2 separate regions of the Homo sapiens genome follow, and region 1 is linked to region 2. Evidence: chromatin loops called from intact Hi-C (ENCODE). Cell type or tissue: dorsolateral prefrontal cortex. All regions are shown on one strand. Each heading gives the region's core, and the rest is flanking DNA. Links, peaks and the distances in the headings are about the cores only. Region 1 overlaps CSTPP1 (centriolar satellite-associated tubulin polyglutamylase complex regulator 1). Region 2 overlaps LRP4 (LDL receptor related protein 4).

Region 1 (5,376 bases), core at 285-5,284, 72 kb after region 2:
TGGCTTCTTCTTCCTTAGAAACGTACTTGCAGTTTTGGCCAGTCATGGTGGCTCACACCTGTAATCCCAGTGCTTTGGGAAACTGAGGTGGGAAGATTGCTTGAGGCTGGAAGTTTGAGACTACCCTGGGCAACATAGCAAGACCCTGTCTCTACCAAAAAACAAAAACAAAAAATTAAACTGGGTTTGGTGGTGCACACCTGTAGTCCCAGCTACTCCAGGGGGCTGAGGCAGGAGGATTCCTTGAGCCCAGCTGTGGAGGTTGCGATGAGCTATGATTGCACCACACTGCACTCCACTGTGGGCAACAGAGCAAGACCTTGTCTCAAAAATGAAACAGGCCTGGCGCAGTGGCTCACGCCTGTAATCCCAGCACTTTGGAAGGCCGAGGCGGGCAGATCGCTTGAGGTCAAGAGTTCGAGACCAGCCTGTCCAAGATGGTGCAACCCCGTCTCTACTAAAAATACAAAAATTATCCAGGCGTGGTGCCAGGCGCCTGTAATCCCAGCTACTTGGGAGGCTGAGGCAGGAGAATCACTTGAATCTGGGAGCAGAGGTTGCAGTGAGCAGAGACCTTGCCATTGCACTCCAGCCTGGGCAAAAGAGCGAGACTCTGTCTCAAAAAAAAAAAAAAAAGAAAGAAAAAGAAACAGGCCAGGCATGGTGACTAACACCTGTAATCCCAGCACTTTGGGAGGCCGAGGTGGGTGGTTCACTTGAGATCAGGAGTTTGAGACCAGCCTGGCCAACATGGTGAAACCCCATCTATACCAAAAAACAAAACAAAACAAAACAAAAATTAGCTGGGTGTGGTGGTGTGCACCTGTAGTCCCAGCTACTTGGGAGGCTGAGGTGGGAGGCTCGCTTGAACCTGGGAGGTAGAGGTTGCAGTGAGCTGAGATCATGCCACTGCATTCCAGTCTGGGTGACAGAGTGAGACTCTATCTCAAAACACACACACACACACACACACACACACACACACACACACACACACAATACTCCAATTTTTACCTGGAGATTCGAGAAATTAGGGAAGAAACCAAAGAAAATATATTTCCTTATAAAATAAATATTAAAATAAAGAAAAAAAAGTCTGGGTGCAGTGGCTCACACCTGTAATCCCAGCACTTTGGGGAGGCTGAGGCAGGAGGATTGCTTGAGCCCAGGAGTTTGACACCAGCCATAGTGAGACCCTGTCTCTACAAAAAAATTTAAAAGTTAGCCAGGCATGGTGGTGCACACTTGTAATCCCAGCTGCTCAGGAGGCTGAGATAGGAGGATTGCTTGAACCTGGGAGGTCAAGGCTGCAGTGAGCCATGATCACACCACTGCACTCCAGCCTGGGCGACAGAGCATGACCCTCTCTCAAAAAAATTTTAAAAGTTAGAAAATATATTTCTATAGTGCAATAACAAAGTGATTTGTGCAGGGAAAACTAAAAATTCTGGAGACATTTTTTAAGCTCAGCAGTATTTGCATAAAGAAATATTTATAATGTGAAAACAAAGTACTTCATTTAATTTTGAAAGATGTATTAAGCAAAAAAGGAAAGAAAAATGAGAGGAAAAATGCTAGAAATACAGGGGGTACATTGGTTTAATTTGAACCCTCTTATGTATATGTATCTTTAGCTCCTTTTACTTTAGCTTTTCTCGTCTCTTTGGAAATGAAAATATTCAGTTGTTGCCATGATTTTGCTTGCTTTGTACAAATGAAATGTTGGCTTTATGGTTATAGACAGAAATATGGAAAACTTTAGAGCTACTTTGAGCAAGCCCAAGAACTTTGAATCATTGAATCAAGAGGAGAAAAAATGAAGAAAATATTTCAAGTTCTTTATCTGTAAAATGATGGAGATAAACAATATGATCTGAAAGTCTTTCAACTTCTTAAGTTTTTATAATTCAGGAGCAGTGGTAAGAATAGTAATGAAGTTTCTAACTACTACTTCCAAGTTAAGTACAATCCAGAGAGGCCAGTGGGACAGAATCTGTGGGACGATGTGGGAGGACTTAAGTGATTTTAAGTCCTGGTGAAGAGGAATAGTGTGTTCAATGGAAATTGAGGAAGACAAGGACTTTTCAGGTCAGGGGGCTTAATGGGTCATCATTGTGTTTGTTACAGAGTTTTAGGAGAGTGGTGGAGAAAAAGATGGAGAAAAAGAAAATGGACTATGTGCTCCTAGGAAGAGAGATGTGATTGTTTTCTAACATGTAGGCAATGAACCCTCAGAGGAACTATAGATGAGCATTAGGGTGTTCTTGAATGCTCTAAAATTATATGCAACATATTATATTCGTTTTTCTGTGAGAAAGCATTTGTAGCTTTAATCAGATTCTTATTGTAAGCTAACAAAGCCACTTGCTCTTAAAAATGAATAATAAAGACTTTAAATGATTAAAAACAGAAAAAGTGACACTTCAGTGGTCCTGCAGTGGGTGAATATAGTCATTGTGATATTTTCAGAGTAAGCTAGGTTTCAGTCACACACACACACACACACACACACACACAGTACACACACACACACAATGAGAGAAATGTATAGAATCGTGGGGAATTTGCTGTACAGTTTTGGGTTTTGGCTTGCTATTATTAGCTGCACCTTGGGCATGTTACAGAACCTCCCTAAGCTTCAATTTCCTCTGCTATAAAATAAGGATAAAAGTACCTTAAATGGTGGTTGTGAAAATTAGAGACAATGTAAGTTGAGTACATAGTACAGTGCTTGGCACAGAATAGGTATTTGGTAACCCTTTCCCCACATGAGTTTTTTAAGTTTCTGTATTTACTTTAAGGCCCTTATTGTATGCAGTCATCCATGAGTATATGCAGGGGGTTAGTTCCAGGGCTCTCTGAGTATACCAAAATCTGTGCATACTCAAGTCCTGCAGTTGGCCCTGTGGAACCCGAATCTACGAGAAGTTGACCCTCCCTATACGTGTGTTTTGCTTCCTGAGAATACTGAAGTTTCGACCTACATTTGGTTGGAAAAAACCCTCACTTTTAAGTGGACCCAAGCTATTGAAATCCGTATTGTTCAAGGGTCAATCGTATTTCACTTTGAAGGACTGGTCCTCAGCAAGTTCATCTTCTGAACTACTCAGTGATGCTCACACTCAAGAAGACCATATCTTATTAAGTGGTTAGTTTAGAAGCTCTTTCCCATGCAGATTTGCAAGCGGAGTGTGTAAAAATCACACATTGCACTTGTTGCCTGGCAGCACGTGTCCCTGAGTGGTAGTACATGGCTTGCATTGTAATGTTATCAGTGCTGGGGCCAGCTGGCTAGACATGTACTGCTACATGGGCTAGGGACTCCATTCCTCAACAAAACAGCAGCCAGCACTAGGGTTAACAGAAAATGACAAACCAGGAATGGATGAGGGAGGCGCCAGCACAGCAGCGGGATGTCTTTTGATTTGCTTCTGTTATTTGCATGTCTCTCTTGTGATGTCTGTGAAATGTTTAGAATGACAAAGTTTTTAAAAGACCTGCTGACTCCGCCTGAAAAATGTGAAAAACCTCCCATTTAGAGACCTATTATGTCCAGCTAGCCTGCATTTTCTATATCTTTTTCTTTATTTTTTATTAATGCAAACATTTGCATGAAGACAGAACCTTTGTTTCTTAAAGAGTTCATCTGCTCCTGCTGCTTACTGGCCCTGCCATGCAAGAGCACAACAGAACCTTTGTTAGGCTTTCAGCAAAGCTGTTTATGAACGGTGGCTTACTGAGGACTGCTTCCTGTGCTGTGTGCTTCCATTTTGTCTAAAAAGAAAAAAAGAAAATAGTTATTAGGAGTAAAAAGAATTTGGACTTTCTTTTATTCAAGTCCTGGATGTTGAAATGACAAGTAGCCCCCAAATTTGTGAGGAACTGGTAATTGCATCGAATGCATTTTTTCGCTTTACCTTGAACATAATGAGGCTCTTAGTAACAATAGAAGGAACAAGTGCCTTCTCATTGGAATAGAGAGAAGGAACAGTAGTAAAAAGGCAACAGAAAGAGTAGTTGAGAACAGGACAAAAGTGGCTTCCAGTAAGAACACTAACATTGTAATAGAATGTGTTTTGATATTTAGCGTTTCCCACCTGGGAGGCACAGTCCTAAAGTGGTTGAGTTGAATAAAGAACAGCATCACAGTTTATAAATAGTGGATACAGTTTGTATGTTCATTAAGTAAATATTTGAATGTCTACCATGTGAAAGACACTGAATGGTCCTGAGTGTTAAAGGAAATAAAAGATAAATGAGTCATGGTGCCTATCTTTAAGGATCAGGACATCCAACAAAGAAGATAACATACGCATAACAGAAATAACTGTGTATCAAGGTAGAAAGTGCCACTGGAAATATTTAAAATAGATGTTTAGGGAGTTTGGGAAAAGGGAAGATCACTTCTGGCTGGGACAGAATCAGGGAAAGGTTCACAAAGAAGGTGGCATTTGAGTTGGGCCTGGCAGAAAAGGTAGGACTGAACATTGCAACATTCCTAAAAGTGATGAGTCAAAAATTATGTTGTTCTAGTAAAACAGATCCAAAGTATGTTTTTATAGGGTACTTTGGTGGTGTTTTTATACCATTAATTTAGATGATATGTTAAGTGTTATGAGTTTTCTGTGTAGACTAAACTGGGGCCTCTCTGTCTAGTCTATGTTGTTCCAACCATTTGCCCCATACGGTTTTTGTGCACTTTGGCCTAGGCCTTTTTGTATCTATAAATATCTACAATAGCATCCTTTACTTTCATAACAAAAATAGAAACTCAAAGGGATTATTGAGCACTATTACAGCTATATCCCATAAACAGTATGTGGAGATAGTTCTTAGTGGGGATTTCACATGTGAGACTCTTATTTGAAAAAGAATCCCCACCTTCGTGCAGAGCCACATCAACCACAAGAGAGAGGACAGGGAATTCTAAGCCCGTGAGTTTTCAGTTACTTTAAATTAGAACTTTTCTGTATCTTTTTGTCATTAGAAAAAATGAGATCCTGTTACTGTTAGTTCAGTTGTGAATGCCAACTAATTTTTATGTAATATTTTTAATGTAAAATGCCAAGCAAATGATTAAGCTGTTGTATTAGTATCTTATTGCATTAATATCACTATTCTGTATATTCATAGTTAAATTGCATATTACCAATTAATATTAATCTGTAAATTTAATGATAATTGATAAATACATGGTTTGCCCCCAAAGGCTATACTTTTTCTTTTTTTTAAAGAGACAGGAGTCCTACTATGTTGGTCTTGAACTCCTGGGCTCAAGGGATCATCCTGCCTCAGCCTCCTGAGTAACTGGGACCATAGGCATGCATCACCATGCCCGGCTGCAAGACTACAACTCGTGCTATAGCACAATTAATT
Region 2 (5,376 bases), core at 213-5,212:
AGATGTTACCATGCTAGGGGAAAAGGGAGACTTAAGGAAAATATAAGTTTTTTTTTTTTTAGACGGAGTCTCGCTCTGTCGCCCAATCTGGAGTGCAGTGGCGCGATCTCGGCTCACTGCAAGCTCTGTCTCCCGGGTTTACACCATTCTCCTGCCTCAGCCTCCCAAGTAGCTGGGACCTCAGGTGCCTGCCACCACGCCCGGCTAATTTTTTTGTATTTTTAATAGAGACAGGGTTTCAGCGTATTAGCCAGGATGGTCTCGATTTCCTGACCTCGTGATCTGCCCACCTCAGCCTCCCAAAGTGCTGGGATTACAGGCATGAGCCACTGCGCCCGGCCTAAGAAAATATAAGATTTCTTACAAAGTTACTAAGAAAGGTGTGGCTGGGCGTGGTGGTTCATGCCTGTAATCCCAGCACTTTGGGAGGCTGAGGTGGCTGGATCACTTGAAGTCATGAGTTCGAGACCAGCCTGGCCAAAATGTTGAAACCTCATCTCTACTAAAAATACAAAAAATTAGCTGGGCATGGTGGCACATGCCTGTAGTCCCAGCTACTCAGGAGGCTGAGGCAGGAGAATCACTTGAACCTGGGAGGTGGAGGTTGCAGTGAGCCTAGACTGTGCCCCTGCACTCCAGCCTGGGAAACAGAATGAGACTCTGTATCAAAAAAAAAAAAAAAAAAAGGTTTTATTGTACAAAATACCAAAATAAGAAACATAGAAATAATCCACATTTGTGTATAGTATATAAATTTTAAAACGCACAAATATGCGGTACATATACACAAACATATTCACATAAATACAGAGAGACCTATTTAAAGAAACTCCCTGTTGTGTTCTCTTACACGTGTTGTCAAGTTTGTTTTCTTGGACATATATGCATGAACCAACCAAAAGAAACACAGGAGAGTTGGAGCCATATATAGTGAAGAAACTACCCAAATGTCAATATCTATCAAGCTTGCAAAAGACCAACTCTCTGAGTCCGACACAGTTGATGCAGAAAATACTCCATCAGCCTTGTCCTTGCCCCCCACCCCCAGGTCCCTCTCCACCACCTCCCACTGCCTCTGGGGAGGTACTTACTACATCCATCCTCATCGCTGTGGTCCCCGCAGTCATTGTCTCCATCACACTGCCACTGGGCAGGGATGCAGGTACACTCTCCAAGAGCACTCACTGCACATGTGAAGTGGCTCCGACCACAAGCACACTCGGGGCTGCTGGCCAGGCCTGGGCGGAGGGAAAAGGAATCAGTGAGGGCTCAGCTCCCACTCAACCCAAGCCCATTCCGAGGGGAAAGTAGAGGAGCCTAGTCCAGGGGCACTGTCACCTGGAGAGTCACAGTGACACTTCAAGGGAGATGCAGGCAGTAAAACCATGCCTCCTCCAGGGCATAAACGACCCAGCAGATACCCTCTGACTTTGGGCTTACAAAGAGTCCAGGTGACCCGCTCTATGACAGGGCTTTTTTGCATGGCACCTCTAAGGGCCCAGAAACAGATGATGCCACCTAGGCTAGGCACAGTGGCTCATACCTATATCACAGCACTTTGAGGGGCTGAGATGGGAGGATTGATTGAGCTCAGAAGTTCAAGACCATCGTGGGCAACATAGTGAGACCTTGTTTCTACAAAAAACTAAAAAATTAGCTGAGGGTAGTGGCATGTGCCTGTAGTCCCAGCTACTTGGGAGGCTGAGGTGGGAGGATTGCTTGAACCTGGGAGGTCAAGGCTGCAGTGAGCTATGATCACACCACTGCACTCCAGCAGGTGCAACAGAGCAAGACCTTGTCTCAAAAAAGAAAAAAAGAAACAACCCCCTCCAAAAAAAAATGATGCCACTCAGAGGTTTGGTGCTTTTGAAGAAGAGGAACAAGGGACAGAAAGGGTGATGTTGAGAGGCCTCCATAGCCTTCTCACTAAAACTAGGTTGAGATATGGACGCTCTGCCTCTGTCTTGGACCAGACCCTGGGATGTTGGCCAGGGAGGGCAAGAACTAATGGTGGAATTAAAATGCTGGAGCCTCTTTAGGATAAGGAATCCACACAGGGGAGCAGGAAGCAGGGTGGGCTGCTCTGAGTCCCCCAGGCCACCTCAGGGCAGAGTAACTGGGACCTGCCAGGGCCTTCCTGTCTGTGGCACAGGCCACAGCCTTGAGGAAGGCTGGCAGATGCAGCCTCTCCCCCGGCTTCAGCAGCACGCAGCTGGGCTTCCCTATTGAGCATCGAGCTATCTGCCTGGCCAAGTCCCATGACCAGCTGCTGTGCCCCCTCCCCAGCGTGCCCAGCAGGATGCCCTGGGATGGCGTGTGAATGGCTCAGTGCCCTGCTCCAGCCTCAGCTGGAACAAAGGGTTCTGCCAGGGTCACTCTCCCCCCTCCCAGCATTCATCCAACCCGCTGGGCTGCTCTGCTCGCAGCTGGGGAAGGAGGGGGCCGCAGCGCATGGCTCATCTCTCCCCCTTCCTTTCTTCTCCTCTTCCTTCCCTCAGCTGGACCCTGCCCTCAGGCTGGGCTGAAACAGAGAAGGAGTCAGCTCGAAATTGTCACCCCTCTTCCTATACTCTGTACCTGGTCCAGCTTTTCTCTCTCAGCTCATCTCCTTGATGTACATCCTTGTCTCACATTATAATTCCTTGGCCTAGCCTAGGGCTTAGGGCCAGGATAAAAAGGTGTGCTGCCATGCCCTCCAAAAGCAGGGAGAGAGCTCTAGAACTTTCCCTCTCCATCTCAACCCCAAGAGTAAGTGCAAGCATAAGGTAAAACTTCCTAGCCTGCAATGCATGGATGGATGGATGGATGGACGGACAGACGGATGGATGGATGGATGGATGGATGGCTTTTGGGTTCTGTGAATCCCTGATGCTACAGGTATAATGTACGTTTCTGGGGTAAGGGATCACAGCTTTCACCAGATTCTCAACTGAGGCCTGGCCCTCTCCCTCCACATGCTATGGTAATCAGCTGCTCTAGAAAAGATGCAGGATTGGGCTGGGCACGGTGGCTCATGCCTGTAATATCAGCACTTTGAGAGACTGAGGCAGGTGGATCCTTTGAGCACAGCAGTTTTGAGACCAGCCCGGGGAACATGGCAAAACCCTGTCTCTACAGAAAAGAAATTTACAAAAGTTAGCCAGGCATGGTGGTGGACACCTGTACTCTCAGCTACTTGGGAGCATGATGTGGGAGAATCACTTGAGCCCGGGAGGTTGAGGCTGCAGTGAGCCATGATCTCACCACTGCACTCCAGCCATGGTGACAGGATGAGACCTTGTCTCAAAAAAAAAAAAAAAAAAAAAAAAAAAGATGCAGGATTTCCTGCGGAAGCCAAGTGAGGTCCAGTTGGGAGGTGCAGTGTCTCTAGACCTCACAGGAAGGCCTTGCTCCAAGCCCAGTGCTCCTGTCTCTTCGGGTCTCTCTACAAATGCAGGGTAGAGGATTCTTCCCCAGGAAGCACTAAAAGACCCAGGTGCCCCTGCCCCCACTCCATCCTTTCTGGCCTGAGAACTCTGAGAAGGGAGGAGGGTTTTTCTCACTCAGATCCTGGACAACACAGCCTGAGGAACTTCAGTAGTATGACAGGCTCAGCACAGCTGTAGGCACCCTTTTGGTGAACTCTAGCTGGATTGAACAGCAAAGATGTTTAATTCCACTCCATGTGATGGGACTCCCCGGTACACAGATCCCCTTCATGGGGTATCATGGTGAAGAAAAAGGATAAGGCTAATAAGGATCTCAACTGGGGATATTTTGTCCCCCGGAGGACATTTAGCAATGTTTGGAGACATTTTTGGTTGTCCTGCTTGGCGGTGCTTACCGACATCTGGTGGGTAGAAGCTAGGGATGCTGCTAAAGACTCTATAACGTGTATAATTCTATACAGGATTACACGCCTGTAATCCCAGCACTTTGGGAGGCCCAGGTGGGCGGATCACCTGAGGTCAGGAGTTCAAGACCAGCATGGCCAATGTGGTGAAACCCCCGTCTCTACTAAAAATACAAAAATGAGCCGGGTATGGTGGTGGGCACCTGTAATCCCAGCTACTTGGGAGGCTGAGGCAGGAGAATTGCTTGAACCCAGGAGGCAGAGGTTGCGGTGAGGGGAGATCATGCCATTGCACTCCAACCTGGGCAACAGGAGCGAAACTCCGTCTCAAAAAAAAAAAAAAAAATCTATAACATGCAGACAGGCCCCTATGACAAAGAATTATCTGGCCCAAAACATCAACAGAGGTTGAGAAATGCTGCTAACCACACACAGTAGGGAGTGGGGATGTACCAGACGGGAGTTCAGGATGAAAGCTGTGGAAAGGACAGAGAGGAAGTAGGGGGGAATAGGAGGAGGAGGTTAGGCAGAGGACAAAGCACTGGACCTGGAGCAGACAGACTTGGGTTCCATCGACCAGCCAGTTGACCTTGTGCAAGTCACGTAGCCCCTTAAGCTTCAGTTTTCTTGTTTGTAAAAAAGCCACAAGGGGCTGAACATGGTGGCTCATGCCTATAATCCTAGCACTTTGGGAGGCTGAGGCGGGCAGATCACTTGAGGTCAGGAGTTTGAGACCAGCCTGGCCAACATGGTGAAAACCTGTCTCTACTAAAAATACAAAAATTAGCTGGGCGTGGTGGCGCACGCCTGTAGTCCCAGCTACTTGGGAGGCTGAAGCAAAAGAATTGCTTGAACCATGGAGGCAGAGGTTGCAATGAGCAGAGATCACGCCACTGCACTGCAGCCTGGGCAACACAGCGAGACTCTGTCTCGAAAAAAAAAAAAAGCAACAAAGATTAGACAAGAAAATAAAGGTGGAAAAAACTAATCTTATGCCTTGGCACACCAAAGATGTTCAATAATGGAGGCTGGGGTGTGCAGATGCAGGGCTGTGCAGATGCAGGGCTGTGGAGGCTAAATTTTTCCAAAAGGCCTTGATATTAAGAATCAGAGTACCAGAATAGAGCAAGTAGAGCAGTGTCCTGGGGCTGCGTGCAAATGAAAAGTCATACTGGTAGGGAAGAACCTTAAGCTCCGTTTGTTTTTTTAGGGCCCCACCCCCGCCTTTGGCTGAGTGATAACAGAAGTCCCGATTTCCCCCGCGCAGACTGTAGGAACAAAGCATTCCATCGGTGGGCATCAAGTTAGTTGCAGGCAGTTGAAGGGCCTCGACTTCCTGCATGTCAAATCAACATCTCAGCGTCCGCTGCAGTGAAGGGCGGGCAGCCACCGGTCAGGCAAACGCTTGACTTGGGCATTCATACAGTAAACAGACACATTATACTCCAAAAAGCCAGCTCTTCTGGGCAACTGCTGTCCCTCTGGGGTCCTCAGAGGTGGAATTCTGCCTTTTCACTCAAGTCCTGGCTGTGATCATAAAGGCA

What was found. Hi-C counts contacts between places; a loop is a spot of excess contacts. Peaks named below come from ENCODE experiments on the same cell type or tissue, not always from the same donor. Only the 100,000 strongest peaks of a DNase experiment are listed, where the experiment ranks them.
Region 1: it touches region 2 in a loop (3-fold over the local background); 3 of 110 quality-filtered maps call a loop at or near these places.

The regions. Positions count from the first base shown.
Region 1 is chr11:46,973,907-46,979,282 of GRCh38, forward strand. The region is part of intron 1 of CSTPP1 (centriolar satellite-associated tubulin polyglutamylase complex regulator 1); the gene reads left to right. Among named protein-coding and RNA genes, the nearest start is that of CSTPP1, 40 kb to the left of the region's middle. In dorsolateral prefrontal cortex, for the core only: no CTCF peak of the experiment used is centred there; DNase peaks (open chromatin) are centred at 3,285 and 3,686; H3K4me3 peaks cover 1,313 bases; H3K27ac peaks cover 3,507 bases.
Region 2 is chr11:46,901,692-46,907,067 of GRCh38, forward strand. It overlaps LRP4 (LDL receptor related protein 4), which reads right to left. Exons shown (of 38, transcript NM_002334.4): 2 at 1,092-1,238. Among named protein-coding and RNA genes, the nearest start is that of LRP4, 14 kb to the right of the region's middle. RefSeq lists enhancers at 4,238-5,072, 5,073-5,376. In dorsolateral prefrontal cortex, for the core only: a CTCF peak has its summit at 2,223; DNase peaks (open chromatin) are centred at 2,310 and 5,179; H3K4me3 peaks cover 397 bases; H3K27ac peaks cover 5,000 bases.